Linked DNA regions of Homo sapiens: region 2 is linked to region 1. A link is a loop called in an ENCODE intact Hi-C map of the cell type or tissue named here. Cell type or tissue: CD14-positive monocyte. All regions are shown on one strand. Each heading gives the region's core, and the rest is flanking DNA. Links, peaks and the distances in the headings are about the cores only.

The links. Hi-C counts contacts between places; a loop is a spot of excess contacts. Peaks named below come from ENCODE experiments on the same cell type or tissue, not always from the same donor. Only the 100,000 strongest peaks of a DNase experiment are listed, where the experiment ranks them.
Region 2: it touches region 1 in a loop (2.0-fold over the local background); 3 of 110 quality-filtered maps call a loop at or near these places.

What each region holds. Positions count from the first base shown.
Region 1 is chr18:26,746,686-26,758,659 of GRCh38, reverse strand. LOC124904272 (a long non-coding RNA gene) reads left to right here and starts at 4,727. Exons shown (of 5, transcript XR_007066320.1): 1 at 4,727-5,021. RefSeq lists an enhancer at 6,040-6,189 and a silencer at 6,790-6,839. In CD14-positive monocyte, for the core only: no CTCF peak of the experiment used is centred there; a DNase peak (open chromatin) is centred at 6,109; H3K4me3 peaks cover 465 bases; H3K27ac peaks cover 1,544 bases.
Region 2 is chr18:26,704,639-26,716,612 of GRCh38, reverse strand. No RefSeq gene overlaps it. Among named protein-coding and RNA genes, the nearest start is that of PCAT18, 7.0 kb to the right of the region's middle. RefSeq lists an enhancer at 6,124-6,173. In CD14-positive monocyte, for the core only: no CTCF peak of the experiment used is centred there; DNase peaks (open chromatin) are centred at 4,632, 5,882 and 7,592; H3K4me3 peaks cover 4,140 bases; H3K27ac peaks cover 5,401 bases.

The DNA of each region.
Region 1 (11,974 bases), core at 2,433-10,432:
AGGGGACTCTGGCAACATCTTGACTGAATTTGAGGGTCATAAAGCCTAACTAAAAGGAATCTAAGAGAGAAATTACTAGGACCAAACTAAGCCTATGGCAACAGGAAGAGAGTAGAGAAGGATAATTGGAGATCTTAGGGTGTGTGATTTGGTGACTTATCCAGCGTGTCCTGACTTTCTGGGTTAAGCAGCAAGGCAAATGAATAGCGGTGTGTGAACTGAAGAAGGGCATATCTGAGAGGCTCTGATCCCAGGAAAAATGAAGTCTGTCTGTGCACCTTCTTGGAAGAGCATCCTAATTATCATAGTTATAACATGTGAAGGGTTTTCAGAGGCATTCCAGGGCCTGGGACTCAGCTACTGTTGGCAGGACTTAGCTGAGTGCCTCCTCAAGCCATGACTCTAAAACTGGACAGCCATTTTGGGTGCCTGCTGGAATTCTTGATTCTATTTTAGGATGATCACTCTCATTTCATCCAGAACTCAGATGAGCCCAAGAAAAACTCATCCTTCAGTGCTTGCTGGAATATAGCTTTACATCCCATTCTCAACCTCAGAGTTCCAGGACCAGGGCCCCTGCAGTTCCAGTCAAAAGGGAGGGCTTGGACTCATTATGATCCCCAGCCCAGGGGACAAGCAGGAGGCCTAACAGGCTCTGCATCACAGATGGGTCCATATTAATTCTATGGCAGTAGGTGGCTCTGACAAAGGAGAAGGAAAATGGGGAGGTTAAGGACCCTACACCTAAACCTTTAGATCATTCTCCAAAGCCTGGATCTCTGGAGGTGAGCTGCATTAAGCTGACTTGAACTGAATCAGACCATACCAGGCCAGTCAGTAATACTGCATCACCTGGAGGGCCTCACCCAACACTCTCCTCTGGGAAAACGATGAGAATGGTGATGTAAAATGCTAGAAAGTGAATTAACTGCTCCCCAAACTTCATGCTATTTTAACATTCTGTGGTCATGTTGTTTTTTGTTTTTTGGTAAACTCTGACAAATGCTTAGAATTTTGTCAAAACAGACTGAACTGCAATCATGCTGCGTTACACTGACATTATTCACACTTGCTAATGATTAACTCTCTTTGACACTGTAGCGTTGTAGAAGGCACAGTTGAACAAACAGCTTCAGGGGGGCCAGAAATGAGTTACACGAGACTGAGCCAACTGACTTGGAGGAGCTCCAGTGCTATTTGCCTAGTTTAGACTTGTCCTAAGGGGCATTTCCATTTGGGGACCTGAAGTCCTGGAATTCCTTCCTCTTCCTGGTTCAACAAAACTCTAATTTATTGACCTGCAGGGCACAGTCTAAGACATCTGTTAAGTTTGGCATTTCCTTGACCTGTACAGAGAATTCTGTTGAGTAAAAATGGTTTGCCTTTTTCATTCCAGTTTTTGTAGTGTGTATGCATCCCGACTCTGATCTAAAGGAAGTACCTTCGTATAAGCCCAAGAAACAAAAGGGTTTTGCTTCTTTTGCATCAAAGCTGCTCCTTTTGGAGCATCACCTCAATGCAGTCTTCTCTTTTCAGTGTGACAAAACTTTGGATAAATATCCAAGAATCCTTCCTTTACTACACAAGGAGAAAAGGAGAAAGTGTATTGAACAGCATTTTTTGTGCTTGGCATGAAGAAAATCAGTCCTGCAAGAATGTGAGAAAATTTTGGTATATAAGCCAAACAATTGCTTCATGAGCACTGCCTAACAGCTCATGTTCACCTTGGAAGAAAAAGGTAATGAAACATAAACAAGCTTTGGAACTAAGGAGAAGGAGCAGAAATGCTTACAAAGCTCCCACCCTGCACAGGCGCCAGACACAGCTACTGACAGCCCAGGCAATACTTGGCAGGTGTCGGAGATGGAGGAGAGAGGCTAAAGGTGATTCATTCTCAACTCCAAATGAGAGGTCCCCTGGGTAACACTTAATATTGCTTCATCTCTGATTTCCTATCAGCTGCCTTTGCCATAATGGGAGATGTCCATGGGAATTAAACTGAAAAGAGGCCTGGGGTTAAATCTCTATAGTGCTTCTGTCAGCTAAGGAGAGAGAGATGGGAAACTTGCACAAGGGCTGGTGGGCTCCCCACCCCTCCTTTTTACCAGGAACAGGCTCCCCTAACTTAAAAAAAAAAAAAAACAAAAAAGCTTTTATCCCAAAATCAGATATTTATTTTTTAGCATATCCAGATCAAAAGGGGAAATAATTCCAATTTGTTTATAGAAAATGTAGACATGCCCAGGGGTTATGATAAATTGAGATCTAGACTTCATGTGGGATTTGAGGCTGCCCAGCTTACAATAATGCTAGACTGTTTGCAGTGTCTTTAATGCAATGTCCTCAGACCTTTCAAAGCCAGTATAATTGAAAATCGTAGGCAGGGGAAGATTAAGCTGTTTGATCAAGGATAGGAAGAGATACTTTTTCATTGAAGTTTAAGAGGAGCCAGGAAGTTGGGGGGAAAAGGCAAAAAGTAGACTTTTGTCTATGCATAAGAATTTCAGTAGTGAACACATAACACTATTTATGTAAACTTAATAATCTAAAATGTGAAATATTGCTTAATGTTTGATGAAAAAAAGGAAGCTATTTTCTTATTTTTCTATACTTAAGTATTGAAAGAAAGCAAAATATATATTCTTAAAACATGTGATTATACATTTTTGGCATGTTTCTAAAGTACACGATAGAGTCCATTGAGGAAGAAGAAAGAGAACCTGTTTATGGTTCCCATTAAATTAACTAACAATAATCAGAAGTATTACACTTGGTAGAAGGTCAAAGATACTGCCCCAGTGAGTCATTTTCTTTCAGATTTCCAGCAGTGGCAATGAAATACATTGACTTGCCGTACTAATTTTTTCTATAAACAGCTACAAAGACTGGGGTGCAATCTACAGTTAGAGAGAACAGCTAAGTGGTGCTTGCCCAGATCTGAACCATCAGATTGGTTTTCATGGGCATCCTTAACTATACCAGAGTCATCCAGCAAAACAGAGCAGGACATTCCCTCTGTCTCATGTCGTTTTGCTAATTGAATGCAGACTAGTGTCAGGTCCTTCTTAAATTTATCCTAAACCCTGTAGCCATTTGCAGTAGTAAGGAAGGGTTGGAAGCCAAGATTTATTTGACTTTAAGACTTCTTTCAACTTTTTATGTTCTGCCCCAAATAGCAATTTTATGAGAGCATTGACAGGGAACTCAGGTGGGATCAAGTTTGGCTACAAAACGAATGAAAACAATGAAGAATCTGGTTGTGAAAGTAACAAATGTATATGAAAAATCCACACTTGTATTGGTTTGCTAGGACTACCATAACAAATTCCACAGACTGGGTGGCTTGAACAACAGAAATTTATTTTCTGACATTTTTGGAGGATAGAAGTCTGAGATCAAGGTGGCAGCAGGGCTGGTTTCTTCTGAGGCCTCTCTCCTGGGCTTACAGATGGCCGCCTTCTCACTGTGGCCTCACGTGGCCTCTGCTCTGTGTATATCTATGTCCTAACCTCCTCTTCTTATGAGGAGGTTATATTATATTGGATTAGGTCCCACCATAATGACCTCATTTTAATTTAATTACCTCTTTAAAGACTATTTCCAAATACGGTCACACTCTGAGTTACTGGGGGTTAGGACTTCAATTTATGAATTTCAGAGGACAGAATTCAGCTTATAACAACAGTTAAACATGCTAGTATCCCCACAAGGGACCACTGCAAAGAAGAAAGGGAAGCACAGACTCAGAAACTTGAAGAACTGCATGGGGTTTATTTGAACAATTCAATCTGCCACACATGTAGCTAAAAGTTACCTGCATTTGAGATGAAAAAATTCTAGTCCTGCTTTCCACCCCCCACAGAAAACACCCTAAATTCATCCCTGAAATGTTGTTAGATGGTTTCAGAACTAAACAGGACCACAAGAAATCATGCTGCATCCTTTCTACAGGAAAAGAAGGTAAGTATTTGTTGATCTGTGAGGGTACCTTCTGTGGCCAATGAGAAACATGGATGCCACTTGGCATAGTACCTGGCACATGCAGGCCCCTCAGTACAGGTTCTTTTTATCATAAGTATCTGATTTGAAACAGGTATAGGCTGTGTAATTACAAATATTGCAAATAAATTTTTTTAAGAATTCAGAAAACCTATGCCTTCCCAGGGTCAGGTGACAAAACAGCATTTGTTTCCTACCCTGCTTCCCTTTTTACTATTTCATCAAGTAAACATGTATCCAGCAGTGACTAAATTCCAGGAACCACACTAGGCACTTCAGATAGTGTCTACCCTGGAGGTGGTCACAGCCTAGGAAATGAGGCAGATATGAAAACACATCATTAACCAAGTAACAGACAAAAGCTACAGTGTTGGTGTGATGGCTACTTTTAAGTATCAACTTGGCTCAGCCAGCTTGCCAAAATATTTGGTCAAATAGAATTCTGGGTGTTTGTGTGAAAACGCTGTTTGTTTGAGGTTAACATTTAAACTGGTGGACTTTTGGCCAGGTGCGGTGGCTCACGTCTATAATACCAGCACTTTGGAAGGAAGAGGCCGGCAGATCGCTTGAGCTCAGGAGTTCAAGACCAGCCTGACCAACATGGCGAAACCCCACCTCTACTAAAAATACAAAAATTAGCCAGGTGTGGTGGTGTGTGCCTATAATCCCAGCTACTCGGGAGGCTGAGGAAGGAGAATCGCTTGAACCCAGGAGGCAGAGGTTGCAGTGAGCCGAGATGGTGCCACTGCACTCCAGCTTGGGTGACAGAGCGAGACTCTGTCTCAAAAAATAAAAAATAAGCTAGTGGACTTTGAGCAAAGCAGACTGTTCGCCACAATGTGGGTGGGCCTCACCTGATCAGTTGAAGTACTGAATAGAACAAACCTCGCTCTACCCTGAGCAAGAAGAAATTCTGCCAGCAGACCACTTTTGGACTCAAACTGCAAATCCTGAATCTCCAGCTTGCCAGCCTACTCCACCTGATTTAGCAGATTTTGGACCCACCAAGCCTCCATAATTCTGTGAGCCAATTTCTTTAAAATAAATCTCTCTCTCTGTCTCTGTCTCTCTCTGTCTCTCTTCCTGTCTGTCTCTGTGTGTGTGCACATATATATACATATATATTTACATATGTATATATGTGTATACATTTTATATATGTATATATATGTATGTATATGTATATGTGTGCATATATGTCTAAACTAATATGTTCTGTTTCTCTGGAGAACCCTGACAAATACAATAGGTATGCTTTTAAGCCTTTAAATTACAGAAGGCTTCCCAGAAGAACTGGTATCCAAGTTGAACCTGGAGAAGAGAATATTTCCTAAAACTGGCCAGTTAAGCCAAGAAGCAGTTTTTCTAAAACTAATGTCTGTCAACGAGACAAATATTCTGGAATCCAAAGGTCTCTCCAAGAATTATTTTTCATTTCATGCTTCCATTCTGATACTCTTTTAAAGATTAACATAAGCATACCTGGTATCACCTGGATAACTACATAGAACCAGAGTACTTTCATATAATGTTAACATCTCCCATTGCATTTATGTCGATGATCAAGTTTGCAAGAAATCACATTAAAATTGTATCTAAAAATGATATGATGAGAGAATTTTAACACCACACAGCATGCCCTGTGCTGGATTGCCCAATAGTTAAAGAAAGGAGAGGGACATGCATATAAACACACACACAAAGATTCATTCACATGGGTTTTTTTTTTTTCTAAGATCTTGATATTTCAATAAGCCTAGAAAATAGTAGATTTAAACTCAAATCCAGCCTGGCACAGTGGCACATTCCTGTGGTCCAAGATACTCAATAGTCTGAGGCAGGAGAATCTGTTGAGCCTGGGCAACAAAACAAGACCCCATCTCTTAAAAAAGAAAACACACACACACACACACACACACACACACACACACACACACCCCAGAAATCCTTTACCTGCAGACACCTAGAAATGCTGCATGAAAATGTAATAGTTGAGCTCTGAAAGAAGAAAAAGAGGGAGAGAGAGGCCTGTTGATACTAGAAATAAAAATGAAACTGAATCTTGATTTTGGCAATCATGCATGCTGATGAATAAGCATGGGGCAGGAAAGGGGAAGGAGGCTAATTGAAGGCAGTGAAGGCTAAAGGTTTAAGTTTTATAATGAATAGAGAGTTATACAATGTAGAAAGTTGGAAGTGTAACTCATACATAAAGTCATATCTTGGGCCAGGCGCAGTGGCTCACGCACTTTGGGAGGCCAAAGCGGGCAGATCACCTGAGGTCAAGAGTTCAAGACCAGCCTGGCCAACATGGCAAAACCCTGTCTCCACTAAAACACAAAAATTAGCCAAGCGTAGTGGCAGGCACATGTAATCTCAGCTACTCAGGAGGCTGAGGCAGAGAGAACTGCTTGAACCCGGGAGGCAGAGGTGGCAGTGAGCCGAGATCAAGCCACTGTACTCCCAGCCTCGGTGACAGAGCAAGACTCTGTCTCAAAAAAAAAAAAAAAAAAAAAAAAAAAAAAAAAAAAAAAAAAAAATCACGTCTTGAAGGGCTGCAATTCTGGCCAAGTAAAACCAGAAAAACTTTGCGGGCTGTCTGGAACCCAATAAAGAATATCTCTGCCTTGGCTGTGTGTAGGGGAAAACACATTAAGAGAAAGCAAAAGACTTGGCCTGGGTCTCTGATGGGTTTGAAGTCTGAATGCTGCTATTCACAAGGACTGGGAAATCCCAAGCCATTAAAATATCACATACTTGCTCATAACTTTGGGGCACCTTGCAGAAGACATGCAAATCCCTTTTCGAAGGATGTTACTGCATCTTTGTCACACAGAATTCTCACTTTAAAATGTGCAAGTCCTGTATAAAATGAGCCCATAATAAGAAATTACAAGAGAGAGTCAGCAGACACAACAGAAGGATTGAGTCACCTAGAACTAGAACTAATAAAATAATAATCTCAGAGCTAATATGAAAAGTATATTTAAGCTGATTAAAGACATTAAAAAGCATAAAATAAACAAAAGAATATAAATGACAAAAATAGATTTGAAAAATAATTAAATAGAAGTACTAAGGAAAAATATACCAAAATTAAAAACTCAATGGATGAGTTAAAGAACCAACTAGATCTAATTGAAAAAAAAATTAATGAGCATATATGAAAAAGTTAACCAGAATAGATCCCAAAATTATAGATATTTTAAAAGATAATTATGAAAAATTAAGACATTTAGAAGAGAATAAAAATGTTTAACAATCTGTTAGGAATTTAGAAGAAAAGAATACAGTGTCAAGGAGAGGCAAGATTTGAAATGATAATGGCTGAGTATTTCTCAAAAGTGATTGAAGGGATGACTTCTCAAATGAAAAAATTTGAATCTTAACCAGACTAACTAAAGTAAAAATGCTCTTTCATATAATATACCATTGTGAAACAGAAAGGGAAAATCATAAAAGTAACTAAAATAAAAGAACAGGTGAGCCTAAAAAGAAAAACATTCAGACTAGCAATTGACTTCTCAGTAACAAAAGTAGAGGCCAGAAGATAATGGAATAATTTCTTCAAAGTACTAAAAATTCTAAAATTCTTTACCCACCTAAACTACCATTCAGTAGTGAGGGTATTGAAATATATATATATAAAAACATAATTTAATATATAATTTAACATATATAATTTAATATATATAATATTTGTCTATTATATATCATAAAATATTAAAAGGATTAAAAGGATTTATTCACAAACCCTCAATGAAAAAATTTCTGCTTTAAGAAGGACTCCAACCTCCCCCGCCCCCACATAATTAAGTTTAAAAGAAATGATGAGGCTGGGTGCGGTGGCTCAGGCCTGTAATCCCAGCACTTTGGGAAGCCAAGATGTGGGGATCACTTGAGGCCAGGAATTTGACACCACCCCAGGCAACACAGCAAGGCCCTGTCTCTACAAAAAATGAAAAACAATTAGCCAGACTGGTGGCGCATGTCTGTAATCCCTGCTACTCAGGAGGCTGAGACAGGAGGATTGCTTCAGCCCAGGAGTTTGAGGCTGCAGCGAGCTAGGATTCCACCACTGCACTCCAGCCTGGGTGGCAGAGCAATTCCCTACCCCAAAAAATAGTTATAATAATAAAATTTCAAAATAAAAGAAATGATGAGCAAAGTAATGAACAAACATGTATAGAAATTTAAACAGCACTGACTGTTAAAAAATACAGGGAAAGAACTTAATAAGGAGTGATTTTAAAGCATTCTAAGAGCTTTGCATTTTTAAAGAAAATAGTAAAGATACTGACTACTGTAGATTTGATCTGGTCAAATGATCATTTAAAAAATTGGGCCACGCGTGGTGGCTCACACCTGTAATCCCAGCACTTTGGGAGGCTGAGGCAGGCAGATCACCTGAGGTCAGAAGTTTGAAAACAGCCTGACCAATATGGAGAAACCCCATCTCTACTAAAAATACAAAATTAGCTGGGCGTGGTGGTGCATGCTTATAATCCCAGCTACTTGGGAGGCTGAGGCAGGAGAGTCGCTTGAACATGGGAGGTGGTGATTGTGGTGAGCCGAGATCACGTCATTGCACTCCAACCTGGGTAACAAGAGTGAAACTCCGTCACAAAAAAAAAAAAAAAAAATTGAAAAACAGTCACTAAAAGAATAGAAATCAAATGTTTAAAAGAGGATAAAGGAAATACTTTTTTTTTTAAGTAGAAAAGATGTTAAGAAGAACCAAAGAAAAAGCAGGCAATTAGAAAGCAAAAATGAGATGGTAGGAATGAATTTTAAATATCAGTAATCTCAACCAATCTAAATGGATCAAAATCCTCAGTTAAGAGACAAAACTCTCAGACTGGATTATTTCCATTTAAAGGAAATATAGGGGCTACAGAACAGGACACATAATGTCACAAAGGAAAACACAGACTTCCGAAATGCAAAATATGGAGTGACCTACAAGAAACTAACTTGCTTCTGAAACAAGTCAATAGCATGAAAGAAAAAAAAGGGGGAACTGCTCTATACTAAAAGAGATTGAAGAAGTATAACAAATTAAATACATTGACCTTGTTTAGCTCTTGATTTAAATTACCAACCATAATAGGGCCGGGCACAGGTGGTGGCTAACGCCTGTAATCCCAGAATTTTGAGAGGTTGAGGCAGGCAGATCACCTGAGGTCAGGAGTTCAAGACCAGCCTGGCTAACACAGTGAAACCCCGTCTCTACTAAAAATACAAAAATTAGTCAGGCATGGTGGTGCATGCCTGTAGTCCCAGATACTCAGAAGGCTGAAGCAGGAGAATCACTTGAATCCAGGAGGCAGAGGTTGCAGTGAGCCGAGATGATGCCATTGCACTCCAGACTGGGAGAAAGAGCCAGACTCCATCTCAAAAAAGAAAAAAAAAAAAAAGACCAACCATAAGAAAGCACAAGAAAATTGGAGGAATTAAATTATATGTTGGGTATTATTACATGATACCAAAGGATTCTTATTTTGCTGGACGTGATAATGGTATTTTGTTATACAAGAAAGAAAACGTATTATTTAGAGATAAGTACAAACTGCATAGGGTAAAATATCATGTTTGGGACATGCTTTAAAATAGTTCTGCAAGGGAAACAAAACAAAAAGAAAAGGAATATTTTTAAAGGGCTAAGAGAAGTAAATGTCGTTAAGTCCTGGTAATTGATTAATCTGGGTAATGGGTATATGTGGGTTCACTATACTGTATTCTCTACTTTTGAATAAGTTATTAAAAGATTTTAGTCCAACTACAAGCTGTTTTCAGAAAACAACTCTAATTGCTTCTCAGCCTTTTGGCTAAGACCAAGTGTAAAATACACCTCTAAAGACAATCAATTACAAAATTTCAAAATAAAATGATAGAAAATACTACACACAATAGCAACCCAGAGAAAGCTGGAAAAACTATATTCATATCAGACATTATTTAACTTTTACTTTAAGTTCAAGGGTACATGTGCAGGTACATTACATAGGTAAACTTGTGTCATGGGGGTTTGTTGTCTAGATTATTTCATCACCCAGGTATTAATCCTAGTACCCATTAGTTATTTTTCCTGATCCTCTCCCTCCTTGACAACTAGATCTTAAAGCAATAAAACAAACAAAAAAATATTTGGGAGGAATAAAGGAGGTCATCACATAATGAGAAATTAATCAGGGGAAAAAAATCCTGAACCTACAGGTGCCTAATAACATGTCTCCCAAAGTATATAAAATAAAAATTGGCCAAGGTATGAGGCACACTACCAGGCATAGTAGAAAGTTAGAATACATTGTGGTGGGTTGAATAGTTACCGCTCCTCAAAAGATATGTCTAAATCCTCTAAGTGGTTTTTTGTTGTTGTTGTTGTTTTTTCTTATTTGGAAAAAGAGCCTTTGCAGACATGATTCAATTAAGGATCTCCAGATGGTATTATCCTAGATTGTTTGGGTGGGCCCTAAATCTAATGACAAGTGTTTTTATAAGAGACAGAAGACAAGGCACAGACACAGAGGAGAAGCCGTATGAAGATGAAGGAAATGACTGGAGTTATGAGCCAAGGAACGCCTGGAACCACCAGAAATTGGAAGAGGGAAGAAAAAAATCTCCCCTAGAGAATCTTGTTCAGAGGGAGCGTAGCCCTGCCATCACCTTGATTCCAGACTCTTGTCGTACAGAACTGTTAGAGAATAAATTTCTGTTGTTTTAAACCACCAAATTTGTGGGAATTTTTACAGGAGCCCCAAAAAACTAATACATGTACCTCTCTGCATAGTTGGTAGATCAAGCCAACAAAAAGTAATAAAAACATACAAAAGATTTCAAGAGCATAGTCAAGCAGTTTTTATCTAATGAGCATATAAGCAATCCTGCACTCAATTATTTGTTAAAATATCCCTTATTTTTCATTGCACATGAATCATCTATATAAATTTGAGTCATATTGTAACAAAATAATTTGTCAATATTGTAGAGCTGCAATCATTTTTATCCTCTAAAAGAGCAGGTGCATTGCCCAAGTATGAGGAAAATTGGCTTAGAACTTTCTGACCTTTTAGTATCCTAGAGACAGCTTGTCTTTTTTTCTGCTTAGGAGAGAATATAGTTCACTAATTAGCCACAGATAAACAACTACAACCAGGCTCTTAATTTTATCTATTTTGGATGACTCTTACAGGAATTAAAAATTTCAAGGACACACAGATTCCATTGCCATTTCAAAGTAAGCATTCATGTTACAGTCATTGTCATCATTACTGGCAGGATAATTACTCTTAAAGTAACAGTCCCCAGAAGCAAGAAGTTGCCCCCCCGCCCCCCCCGCACCGTGCCCCGCCCCGCCCCCGTGTTGCTCATCAGCCCTGAGGCTTCATAAGTAAATACACACAAAGTTAACATGCTTAAATAAATGTTGCATGAATCAGATCGTGCATTTTATATGCCTCTCACAAAAAAGAAGTAGGTTAACAAGTATAACACAGTGAACATCCAGGGAAAATAAAATAAAATAAAAGTAATTTTCAGAGAACAGCCCTACCTATCCTTCTTATAGTATACCAACAAAAAACAACAATCAAAATACAGCAACATGATGGGAAGATACTGACAATATAAGCTGCCTTTTCCTTTCTCCTTGAATTGCATCATTCATACCGTTACCTCCTCGGGGCAAGGACTAGGTTATTATTTTTTGGCACAACTCTATTTAACCATGCAATGCGTGTGCACTTCCAGTTTGTAGAAATATTAGATAATTTTATTAAAAGAAAAAAATCTTCACACTTTTGCACCCTATTGTGTCTCCTGGCCCCCAGCAAGGAAAGAAATCTTTAGAACTGAATCCAGTTTGGAAGAAGGGATGTTTGCCTAGTGAAGCATAAAGTATGTCCTAGGATATCTGGGAGAAAGGTCACTGTACCAGGGCTTCCATTTCATCAACTATACACTGTCACGGCATTTC
Region 2 (11,974 bases), core at 1,294-9,293, 41 kb after region 1:
GAGTCAGCTCTTATTTGCAGAAATTCTACACTCAAGATGACCAATATACACTTCTCCTAACACCTGCATCGAGCACATTCCTCTCTGAACACACTGCAACCTAGATACGAAATTTCACTAATTAAGGTCTTTTTTTTGCAGGTTCACACAGAATGGGACCCTAGCGATATGAAAGTCAAGAAAAAGTAAGGAGTATCATTAGAGGAAAGTAAATGCTGGACCTCCAATGCTTATCTTAGTGGTCTTAACTCATGAAACCATTCCTCACCATTATAGCATCTCTTTGATGGGTGAAGGTTATTGTCATATGTTGTGACTATCAGAACTCTTGATATGAGAGTAAGAGAAAAACCAGCTCAAACTAGCTTATGAGAAAGGGACATAATTAGCACACAGAAGTAGACTTTAGGAAGGCTTGATCAGGGCTTCAAAAATGTCACCAAAGATTCAGTGTCCCTTTCTCTATCTCTTGACTCTGCTCTCCTCCAGATTGGCTCCACATTCATGGGGACTCATCCCATTCCAGAACTTACTCTTACTTTTAACTGGTGGAGAAGAGTAAGCATCCACTTTCCTGAGAGCTCCAACAAGAGAGAAGTGAGGCCGGGCGCGGTGGCTCACACCTGTAATCCTAGCACTTTGGGAGGCCAAGGCAGGCTGATTACCTGAGGTCAGGAGTTCGAGACCAGCCTGGCTAAAATGGTGAATACAAAATACAAAATTAGCCAGGTGTGGTGGTGCATGCCTGTAATCCCAGCTACTCGGGAGGCTGAGGCAGGGGAATTGCTTGAACCTGGGAGGCAGAGGTTGCAGTGAGCCGAGATCGCGCTACTGCACTCCAGCCTGGGCGACAGAACAATATTCCATCTCAAAAAAAAAAAAAAAAAAGAAAGAAAAATAAGAAGGCAAGGCGTGGTGGCTCAAGCCTGTATCCCAGCACTTTGGGAGGCTGAGGTGGGCGGATCACAAGATTAGGAGTTCGAGACCAGCCTGGCCAACATGGTGAAACCCCCTCTCTACTAAAAATACAAAAAACTAGCCAGGCGTGGTGGTGGGTACCTGTAATCCCAGCTACTCAGGAGGCTGAGGCAGGAGAATTGTTTGGACCCAGGAGGCAGAGGTTACAGTGAGCTGAGATCGCACCACTGCACTCCAGCCTGGGTGACACAGCAAGACTCTGTCTCGGGAAAAAAAAAAAAAAAAAAAGTGAGTCTCAATACTTCAGATTGTCCCAACAGAGGTTTTTTTTCTTCCTCCCATAGAACCATAGTCTCATTTTCATTCTCTCTATGATACTGAGGACTAATTAATAAAGGGCCATTAAACATAGAAGAGAATTCTGCAACCATTGGGCCTATACTTATTAATAAAGAGATCTCAACATCAGATTCTACTTTCTAAAGAGTGGCTTTCTCAGTCAGCTTGGACACTGAAAGAACTCAGTAGAGGGGTGAGGAAAAATAAAGCTCATGAGAATACTCTACTAGATCTACACAATATTTTCTTTAGAGTAAGAGATGATGCTCTGGAGGTTTGCATTGCTAATTATAATACACAGTTTGAGACCTTGAAATTGATCTATTATATAAGCAAACGAAAGCCTCCTGCTATCTGGGGTGATTCATCAAAACCAGAAAGTGTGCCATGTCACCCCATCCCCCCGAAAAGGAAACTGCTGGAAAGCATGTTATCTTTATAGAGTCATTTGGTTCAGCAAATACTTTCCCGTCAGTCAGCGTCAGCCACAGGCAAAAGTGTGAAATAAAAAACGTCGGATCTTCACTATGAGCAACATCCCTCACTCAAGCCTCTTTTTGGTTGTTTTGGTTTGGGTTGGGTTGGTTTTTTGTAGAAACAGGTCTCACTATGTTGCCCAGGCTGGTCTCGAATTCCCACCTCAGCCTCCCAAAGTGATGGGATTATAGGCGTGAGCCACTGTACCTAGCTCCCAGCCTCCTTTTGGAGCAAAATTTTTCTCATTTTCAGTGCCGTTGACCTTTCCCACACCCCCAGCGGCAGCCTCTTGTGCCCCCAGATGCCCAGAATCCCCCTTTTTGGATCCCTAGTCTTCCTTCTTCTGCAAACACTTCATCATCATTATCAACACACATTAGTTAAGTATCTATAAGGTGAAGACATTTGTGGGGCGATTTGGACATTGTTACTTTGTTGGTTCCTTGTATCAGTTTCTTTGTAAGACTGCCTCTTGCCTATTCCCTACAGTCTGGCAGGGTTGTCAATCAAAAGAAAACACTGTCCTCAGCAAATGGTAGACCTGCAAGTCAGGCTGGCCTATCGGCATAAACAACTATGTGACCCCAGTAAGACCAATGAGAGCCCTTTCTAGGGATTGCTATGAAGATTCAGAGAGTGACAAAGAGTATTTTCCTTCTGCTACACAAGCATGTGCTGTAAGAACCACATAAGCCAGACACTGATGGTGTTTATCTTTGGGCCTGAGAATAACATCAACCCAGAAAAGAGGAGAAGTGAACATGGGAGAGAGATGGCTCTAATGGCATTTGGAGTATTGGATTAAGCTGCATCTAAAGTTTTATCCTTAGCTTTTTATTTACGAAGCCCTTAAATGTTCTCTTTAGTTAGGTTACCCAAGTCATTGTCTTGCATGCAACCAAACAATCTTGAGTGATCTAACAGAATATTAAGAAGTATAAGGTATCAACACCCTACTATATAATCAGCTGAAGAGGGCCATGGCCGTATGACCCAGGTAAGAACTTTTACAAATAATGCATCAACAACACAGGCTTCCTATCAAAGCTTATTGCATCCAGAATTTTGTAACCAGCTGACTGATCTTCCTGTCTCCTGGTCCCTATTCTTCACTTTTTTTTTAACCAGGTCTTGGGTTAGTTGAGTAGTTATACCAGCTAACCAGAAGTTGGATTATTTTCCAATGACATGATTCTGTCACGGCATTGATCTGCAAGCCAGAACCCGATACGTAGTGTCCTACTAGAGCCAGAATACCCCTTTTTATGACCAAGGAACCAGAGGTATAGTGATTTCCAGAGTGGTACTTGTACCTGCATCCATTCATTGCACAGACCTGCCTACTAGAATGAAGGAGCAGCCACCCTACTAGCAAAATGGCCCTGCAGTGATATAGGGCTTGATGAGTAACAATGCGTGTGGCCTCTGGATCAAGGAGTTAAGAACTACCTGAACATTGAAACCAAAACCAAAGCCAGAAAGTCCCTATTCCAAAGGAAAGAGGCAAAGGGAAGAATCCAGGTAAAAGCATCATGACAGAATCCAGGATGTTTCAGGAGTAGGCAGCAGTCACTGCTCTCCACTCTTACCCAAGTCAGCCTCTCTCTTCCCTCAGATCGCTAACTTGGTTCCTGAGCACTCCAGGAGCTGACTATAAAGTTGGTGAATAAGATGTATACAAATGAAAGAATATCTACAACAAAGAGCAGGGTTTTTTTTATTTTCCTTTTTACTTTTTTAGGTTTTTTTTAACTTTTTAAAAATAGGGCCAGGGGTCTCACTATGTTGCCCTGGCTGGTCTCGAACTCCTGGGCTCAAGTGCTCCTCCAGCATCAGCCTCCCAAAGCACTGGGATTACAGGCATGAGCCACTGCACCTGGATTTTTTTCTTTTTTTTTTTTTTTTCAGAGGCAGAGTCTCACTATGTCAACCATGCTGGAGTGCAGTGGCACAATCAGCTCACTGCAACCTTGAACTCCTGTCTTCGAGAGATCCTCCCAGCTCTGCTTACCAAAGTGCTGGGATTACAGGCATGAGCCATACACCAGCCCAAAGACAAGATTTGACTAATGAATGATACAGGTAATGAACATGAGGGATTCAGATGGAGGAGAGCTTACTTCTTCCTAGGTAGCTCAGAAAATACTGCAGAGAAAAGATGAGAATGGAAGTGGACAGTTGAGGCAGAGTTGAATTTCAATGGCAGCAAGGGTATATTTAAAGCAATAGAAGATAAATTCACAAAGGCCCCATAGTCAAGACAGCAAAGGGCCTGTTGAAAATACTTTACCCAGCCTCTTTTCCAATCAGAAAAGAGGGCTTTCTATCTCCTATTCCTTGGGGTCTTATTTTCTTTCCTCTGATCTGATAAACTAATCCTTCCTGAAGTGCAAATGGATTGATGAGTAGCCCTTTCTGAGTAACATATTTGCATTTTAATGGAGACCTTCTGGACAGAGAGCCTTAAACCTAAGAAATGGCTGTGAATACTGGTCATTTCTGCTACTATGATAAATTGGTAGGAGAGAAATTTAGGACAGGAAAGTTTTCCCTCAAATAACTATTTTTTTGCATGTAGAGCTGGTACTCTCTCAGAGTTCAGAGTTTAATAAAACTCAATTTGCCTAGTAACCTGTATTTCTCATGGGAATGCTAGCATTCACATGCCAGCCATCCAAATCATAGCTACCCAAGAAAAGCTTACTTACCAATCACTGGTATGTTTCTAAATGTTCTGCAGGTCAATTGATAACTTCAAATGGACCAGAGCTGGCACCATAAGTGCCATGGACCTGTCATGCCTGCTAAACTGAATGGCAAAGTCCTTTAAATACAATAAATATTACATGTCACTTTGGGTTTCTTGAGTCTAATGCTCTCAAGTTTGGGAAATCTTATGAAGCAATGATTACGTAATTAAGATAAATCACAAAGGAAATTGTCTCATTTTTTTTACGATAGCAACAAGTCTTTTTTTTTACTTTAAGTTTGTTTCGTTTTTATTAGAATTAGTAGTAGTATTGCTCTGGAAAGAATGTTCTATTCAGAAGCAGAAAATGGGAAGTAACTGTGAATTTACAATTTTCTTACCCTAGCTCATATTTATTTCTTTTAAACACAAGTACTTGTCATCAAACCAAAGTTAAATATTATGATGTCACAGATGCTGAACTAAATACATTAAGATACACAAAATACATGGGTACTATCATAGTCCATGACAGAAAAAAACTCATTAATTAATCTTTGAGACAAGAGAAAAAGGTTGGTTGGAACCCTACCTCAGCTTCTTTCATGACATGAATATGTTCATTAATCTTTCTAGACTTTAATATTCCCATTAGAAAAATGTAGGCCTTGTCAACCCCAAAGTATTGTCATCATAGATTGTCGAATGGTTTCTTTTGAAGACTCAACTAAGTGCAAAGTTTAAAGTATTAATTATTTTGTATTATTTCACTCATTACAATTCAGCTTTAAAATATAAGGGAATATATTACACAAGGTTATTTTGGAAGTAATTCCATAAAAATTTCAAAACTAAAGGATATAATTAAGTATATAATTAACTTCTACCATATCCATATGATAGAACCATTGGCCTTCTCCTGTGCCTTTACTGGAACATTGATTAAGCTCAAGCCCAAATTGACTGTTGTTGGCCACAATGGAGTACCTGATATTATATCAAATACCTCTGGTTCTCAATATAGTCATAGCTTCAAAGAATTTTTTCTTTCAATTCCCAGAGGAACCACCGTAGGAGGCGTCTTACTTTCTCCAGAGTTTAACATATGTACAATTTCAGACCAAACACATTTCTTTTAAAAGCCCACATATCAAAATTGTGCACTGCATCTTAATGCTGTCTGTGCCCCAGTATGTAATTTGTTTGGGGTTTTTCTGTTGCTTTTTTGTTGTTGTTGCCTTACTTTGAATAAGTAAATTAACCAATGAATGCCTGAGGACACGCAGCACATGTTCAGGGCTTGTGACACAGAAGGGCATAAAAGCAAGGATGGTAATATCTGCTAATAGAACTTCCCATCCCAGGAGGGGGTTTTCATTTCTTTTGTTTGCACAATTTAAATAGGCAAAGCTACCCCTTTAAATGACACGAACCTTTTGTCCCTATGAGATTTCGGTTATCAGGCCACAGTCTGTCAGTTTGAAACCATTTCCTTCCCAATTAGCTTGCAGTTGGGTGGTGTGTCATGCTGTTTTGCGGTTTCTCCACCTTCATTTGACCTTCAGCATCATCTGCAATGCTCTCTGTTTAGCACCAAAAATCACAATCAATGCAGAGAGGCACCTGGTGTGTTTGCTCAAGAATTTTGTGCTTGAAACCTTATAGCTTGAGAGGATTTGGGGACTGTGGTTTGTCTGTAGTTGAAGGTTTCCTCTGTGACTGGGATACTTTCTCTTCCTGAGACTGCAGGGAATAACAACCCCAGAAAATCTCCCTTACATTTAATGCTCCCGCGCATTAGTGGCAGTGCAAGGGAACACACCTTTATCAGTAGATACTATCTCTTCGACCCTTATCTTGTTTTAACTGAGATTTGGGCTATTTCCCCTTAAGCCAATTCTCTCTAGCTATTCCCATCCCCTTCCTTCCTGCTTCACAATGATTGCCTACAGACAGAGACTGCAGCCCACCTAAACATCATTTCTCATACTCTTCTTTCTCATTACTGCCACCACCCAATTATAAAATACAACTGAATAGCATAGAATGACAATGTAAGTGGGGGGGAGGAGAAAATCAATGAGTCCAGTGCAAACATCCAGTCTGTCTGAAAGAATCCCAAAACAAAGGTAAAATAAATACCAGCTTACCCAGTACCTCTGCAGTTTGAGACTGAATCCTACCAGAGTGAAACCGCAGCATCTGAAAACAGTAAATGGCATAATTAAAGAAACCCTTAAATCAAAATATATAAGTGAGACCTGTTTCCATGAATATATCAGGTTATTATTAAGCCATTGGAGAAGGTGTAGGAAATATTAAAGAATCACTTAAAAATTTTTAAAGCAATAGCTTCACCTCCAAGCTTTAAGAAATTTCTTAACTTCTAACAAAACAGAAAGTTAGTTTTGAAATTTCAGAAAGACAGAAAGCCCTAAATGTCATTTGTTCCAGTCTCCCTGTTCTACAAGTGAGGAAACTGAGGCCCCAGAAATTCAAGGCACTCAATCAACACGAATGAAGAGACCCAGAAGCATAGCTGCACACATAAGAGCAGAGGCCCGTCCTTCCAAACCCTACCTCACTTTTTCCATCCCATTCTCTGGGAATCAGAAGAAGCTTGAGAAGTAGTAATGGCAGAAAAGAAAGGTCTAAGTCCTCAAAATTGTTTGTTCAGCATTTTATCTGGAGTCTGCCTCTTTTGACATTTAAATCATCAACCTCTTGCCAGGTGAAAACTCTGAAAAAGAAGAGAAATCACAATCTGGCTTAAGAAGTTTGACAAAGAAGTAAAGCAAAGAAATGTCAAAGGGTTAAAGCTGAGCATCCAGACTACACAAAGAAGCCCTAAGTGAGCTGATTGTAGTAGGAGCATTAGCCTGAAAATCAGTACTGCCTGGGAGCACTTCCATCTGTCAATCAGAAAACATTAGAGTGGGTACTTAGAGAGTTAAGAGCAGACCCAACAGCCAAAATGATGAGCTTCCAAGTGAAATCTAAGGAATAGCGACTGTGATTTGCTATGGAGAGGTATCTATCACTCTATCATAACTATTGCCATTGCCATCAACTTTAATTTTCTACCTAGACACCCACCAGAATGGCTAAATTAAAAAGGACAGACAACTCTAAACACCGACAGGGGTATGGAGCAACACCATACGTTGTGGGTGGGACCGGAAAGGCGGAACCACTGTGACAAGTTCTGATAGTTACTTATACAACTAAACATATATCTACCCTTTGTCCCAGCAATTCTACTTCTTGGCATTTACCCAAGAGCAACAAAAACATATCTTTACAAAAAGATTTATACAGTATTCAGAACAGCTTTATCCATGGAATCCAAAAACTAGAAAAAGTCCATCAACAAAAAAATGAATAAACAAACTATAGAATATTCATACAATGAAATATCAATCAGCAAGTAAAAGGAACAAACAACATTACCCACAGCAATATGGATAAATGTCAAAATGTTATGCAAAGTGGAAGAAGCCTCACACAAAAGAGTCATTGGTGGAAAAGTCAGAACACTGGTTGTCTCTGGAGGGGTGGGGCTGGGGAGAGGCAGAAATTGACTGGGAAAGGGTGTGAGGGAACCTTCTGGGGTGATAGTTATATTTTATAACTTGAGAGAAATTTGGGTTACACAGTATTTATCAAAACTCTGTAAATCTGTACTCAAGACCTGTGCATTTCATTGCATGTACATCTTACATCAAAAGAAAAAAAAAACTGTAAACGTGTTAAACTTTAGTTATATATGCATATTATGAAGTATTTAGGGTTAAGTGTATTTATGTCTGCAATTTATTTTGAAATGCATCAAAAATATAGACTCATAGATGGATAGATGAATAGATAAATTAGACAGATAAATAGATGATTGATAGATAATAGCTAGATAGATAAAAATAGCTATAGTAAAATATTAATAGCAGACACTCCATTGTATATAAGTGTTCACTATATAATTCATTCATCTTTGTTGTCTGTATGAAAAATTTTATAATAAAATGTGGAGGGCTAGATGAGATGGCTCACACCTGTAATCCTAACACTTTGGGAGGCCAAGGCAGGAGGATTGCTTGAGCCTAGGAGTTTAAGACCAGCCTAGGCAACATGGCAAAAACCTGTCTCTACAATAACAAATAAAAATAATTAGCTGGGCTTGATGGTGCCCATCTGTAGTCCCAGCTACTAAGGAGGATCACCTGAGCCTGGGGTGGTCGAGGTTGCAATGAGCCATGATCACACCACTTCACTCCAGCCTGGGCAACAGAGTTAGACCCTGCCTCAAAAATAAAATAAAATAAAGTGTGGAGAATAAATCTTTTAAGATTTATGACTACGTTTAATCTGTATTAGCAAATCTCTGTCTCTCTCTCACTCTTTCACACACACACACACACACACACACACACACACACCCCACACACATTACCCTATTCTCTAGGAATTTCCAATCCCAGGTGTAAAGTTCATTAATTTGAATGTGAACATATCTGTGGGAACTTCCTCTAAGGGTCCCTTCAGCATGCACAGGAAAAAACATGGTAGTCCCATGGCAAGTTTTTGCTGCCTGAACAGCTTGGGCTTGGATCCTGGTTCTACTACTTTAGAAAAAGCTGTCTACTTTCTCTGTGTCTCACTCTCCCTATCTGTAAAATGGCTCATGATCACCCACCTCTGTAAGTCAGTATAAGGTGGTATGATCCACTTAATCACCAGCCAATCCCTCACCCCTACCGAGTGCTCAATACATGGACCCTCATCGGGTGGGCACTCAATGAACAATGATCAATTTGGTTTGATAGCAGGTTAGCTTCAACACACTACATACTTCTTCATTTAGGGAAAACTGTGCTTGAGAAATGCCCTATTTGGAAACACACTGTTTTAACATCCTAACTTCCTTCAAAGTTTTTCATTCAGACGAGACAGGGTATGTTCGTGTGCGTTGTACATAGTGCAGCACGATGTGAACCAAAGCAGGCAAACAATTCCATGAACTGGGGACAGTCAGGGCACGAGGGCTCCTTGTACATTTCTGTGATTTTTCTAATTTTAAACACACAGGCATGCACACACACACCACCGCCTTTACACGATTGGAAGGCTATCTGGAAGGGCAGGCTAAATAAACCCATCTCATGAGGACCTCCCACTCCTCACCCCTCCACCGAGCATAAGTACTTCATCAGCATTTCCTTGACCGGCACAGAGCCCTGATATGCTGAACAATAAGCGCTCTGTTTCTCAAGGGTGTGCTCATGCCAAAAAAAAAAAAAAAAAAAAGCCCTCGTACCTCGCCAAGATGAAGACCTTCCCCTTGTTTTATTCAAATGCCTCTGTTTCAACATCATGAATTCTTAGAGGAAACCATATTAAGGTAGTCAGAATTGCACATCGCCATCCTACACATCATACTTCTTAAGGAAATAAATTGAAAAAATGTTGTCCCTGGAGGGTCTGCTCCCATCTTCTTTCTGCAAAGTCCCCAAAACAAGATGTTTGGTGTACAAAACAAGATGGGGGTAACAGCATGGGGTTGCCAAGAGGCAGCCACAAACGAAGCCACCAGTGTGCTCTCATTAACCTTCCTTGCCTATTGAGAACATTCCCTTGGTAGTTTCATAAACAGTGCACATTGCTTTGGGAGCACTGCCTCTGATTGAAAGATTTTAATTATGGGTTCAAAGGACAACTCATAACACCAAAGTCTGAGAACTGAGAACTAAGGTAATTCAGCAGTGGCCATCCAAATAAGATAAACTGTGAGCTGAATATAAATCTGCATGTTGCATGATGGTATACCTGGCCTTCCCCACAGGACACCCTATAGATTATTTTCCCAGTACAAGAGCAGGCCTCATTCATTGTCCCTGATGGGGAACTGAAACATAGCAGGCATCATGTTCATTAGACTTGGCACCACTAGTACCCAGCACACATCCAGGCATGTAGCGGGTCCTCAATAAATGTTGGTTGGAACTAAATTATAAGGCTGCAGGGCAGAGGCAACATGGTGCAGTGTTCACATGCACATGCTCTGGAGCCTCTTAGGTTGAAATTCTGGCTCTGCTGCTTAGACAAGCTATTTAACCTCTGTGTTCCTATTTTTCCATCTGTAAAATGGAAGCAAAAATAGAATACCAATCTCATGGGATAGGGAAGATTGAATAAGTTAACAAATGCAAAACACATAGAACAGTGTTTAACATATGGTAAGTGCTATGTAAATGTTAGCTACTATTTTTGTTTTATCTGAGCAGTTCAGCAGGCATGGGATTCACATGAAAACTTCCTAGGTTTTCCTGGGAGAAAATAAAAAAACTGTCAGGCTGAGTGATGTGGCTCACACCTATAATCCTTGCACTTTGAAAGGCCATGGTGGGAGGATTGCTTGAATTCAGTCCTCAAGTGTTGAAGACCACCCTGGGCAACATAGCAGGACCCCATCCCTATAAAAAATGTTTAAAAGTTAGCTGAGTGTAGTGGTGGCTTGCCTGTAGTTGCAAGTACTCAGGAGGCTGAGATGGGAGGATTGCTTGAGCCCAGGAATTCAAGGCTGCAGTGAACTAGGATTGTGCCACTGCAATCCAGCCTAGGTGACAGAGTGAGACTCTGTCTTTAAACCAAAAAAAGAAAAAGGAAGAAGAAACTGTCAGCTAATCAATGAACACTACCCCTAAAAAGATCAGGCACATGTGAGGAAGAACAGAACGGCAATCTCAGGGACCCCTGTTGCACTGGTGTCATTATTCATAGCACTTCCATTCATTCTCAAAATTATCTCAGCTTGGACCACAAATTATGTGATCACTCTACACATGATCCACCTTCAGACCCTGGTTCAGAGTGAGTGAAGAATTCAAGAATTCTTGCTGTTCCACCAGCAAGTTGCTGTGCCATCAACAACTGCCCTTTACAGACCCAGCTGCTCTGACTCTAGAGAATCCGTTCTAAGTGTCTCGGCAGAAACCACTACCAAATACAATAAGCAAGACTCTTTGATCACCCAAGAGTTGCAATTAGTTGGAATGAGGAGGGACACGCTCCAGCTTGAGAATGCTAGACCATGGCCTGGCGTGGTGGCTCACTCCTGTAATCCCAGCATTTTGGGAGGCTGAGGCAGGTGGATCACCTGAGGTCAGGAGTTTGAGACCAGCCTGACCAACATGGTAAAACCCCATCTCTACTAAAAAATACAAAATTTAGCTGGGCATGGTGGTAGGCACCTCTAATCCCAGCTACTCAGGAGGCTAAGGCAGGAGAATCGCTTGAACCCAGGAGGTGGAGGTTGCAGTGAGCCAAGATCACACCACTGCACTCCAGCCTGAGTGTCAGAGCCAGACTCTATCTCAATAAAAAATAAAAGAGAATGCTGGACCTAGAATAGTGGTGCTTAAAAGAGGACTGGCCATGAGGAAAGGCAACCACACAAGAAACAGAAGTACAGGAAGAACAGAGCAGAACACCCATATCAAAGAAGCTTAGGGTCGGCCACAGCTGCGACCAAAGGCAAGGGCAGCAGCCAAGCTACCA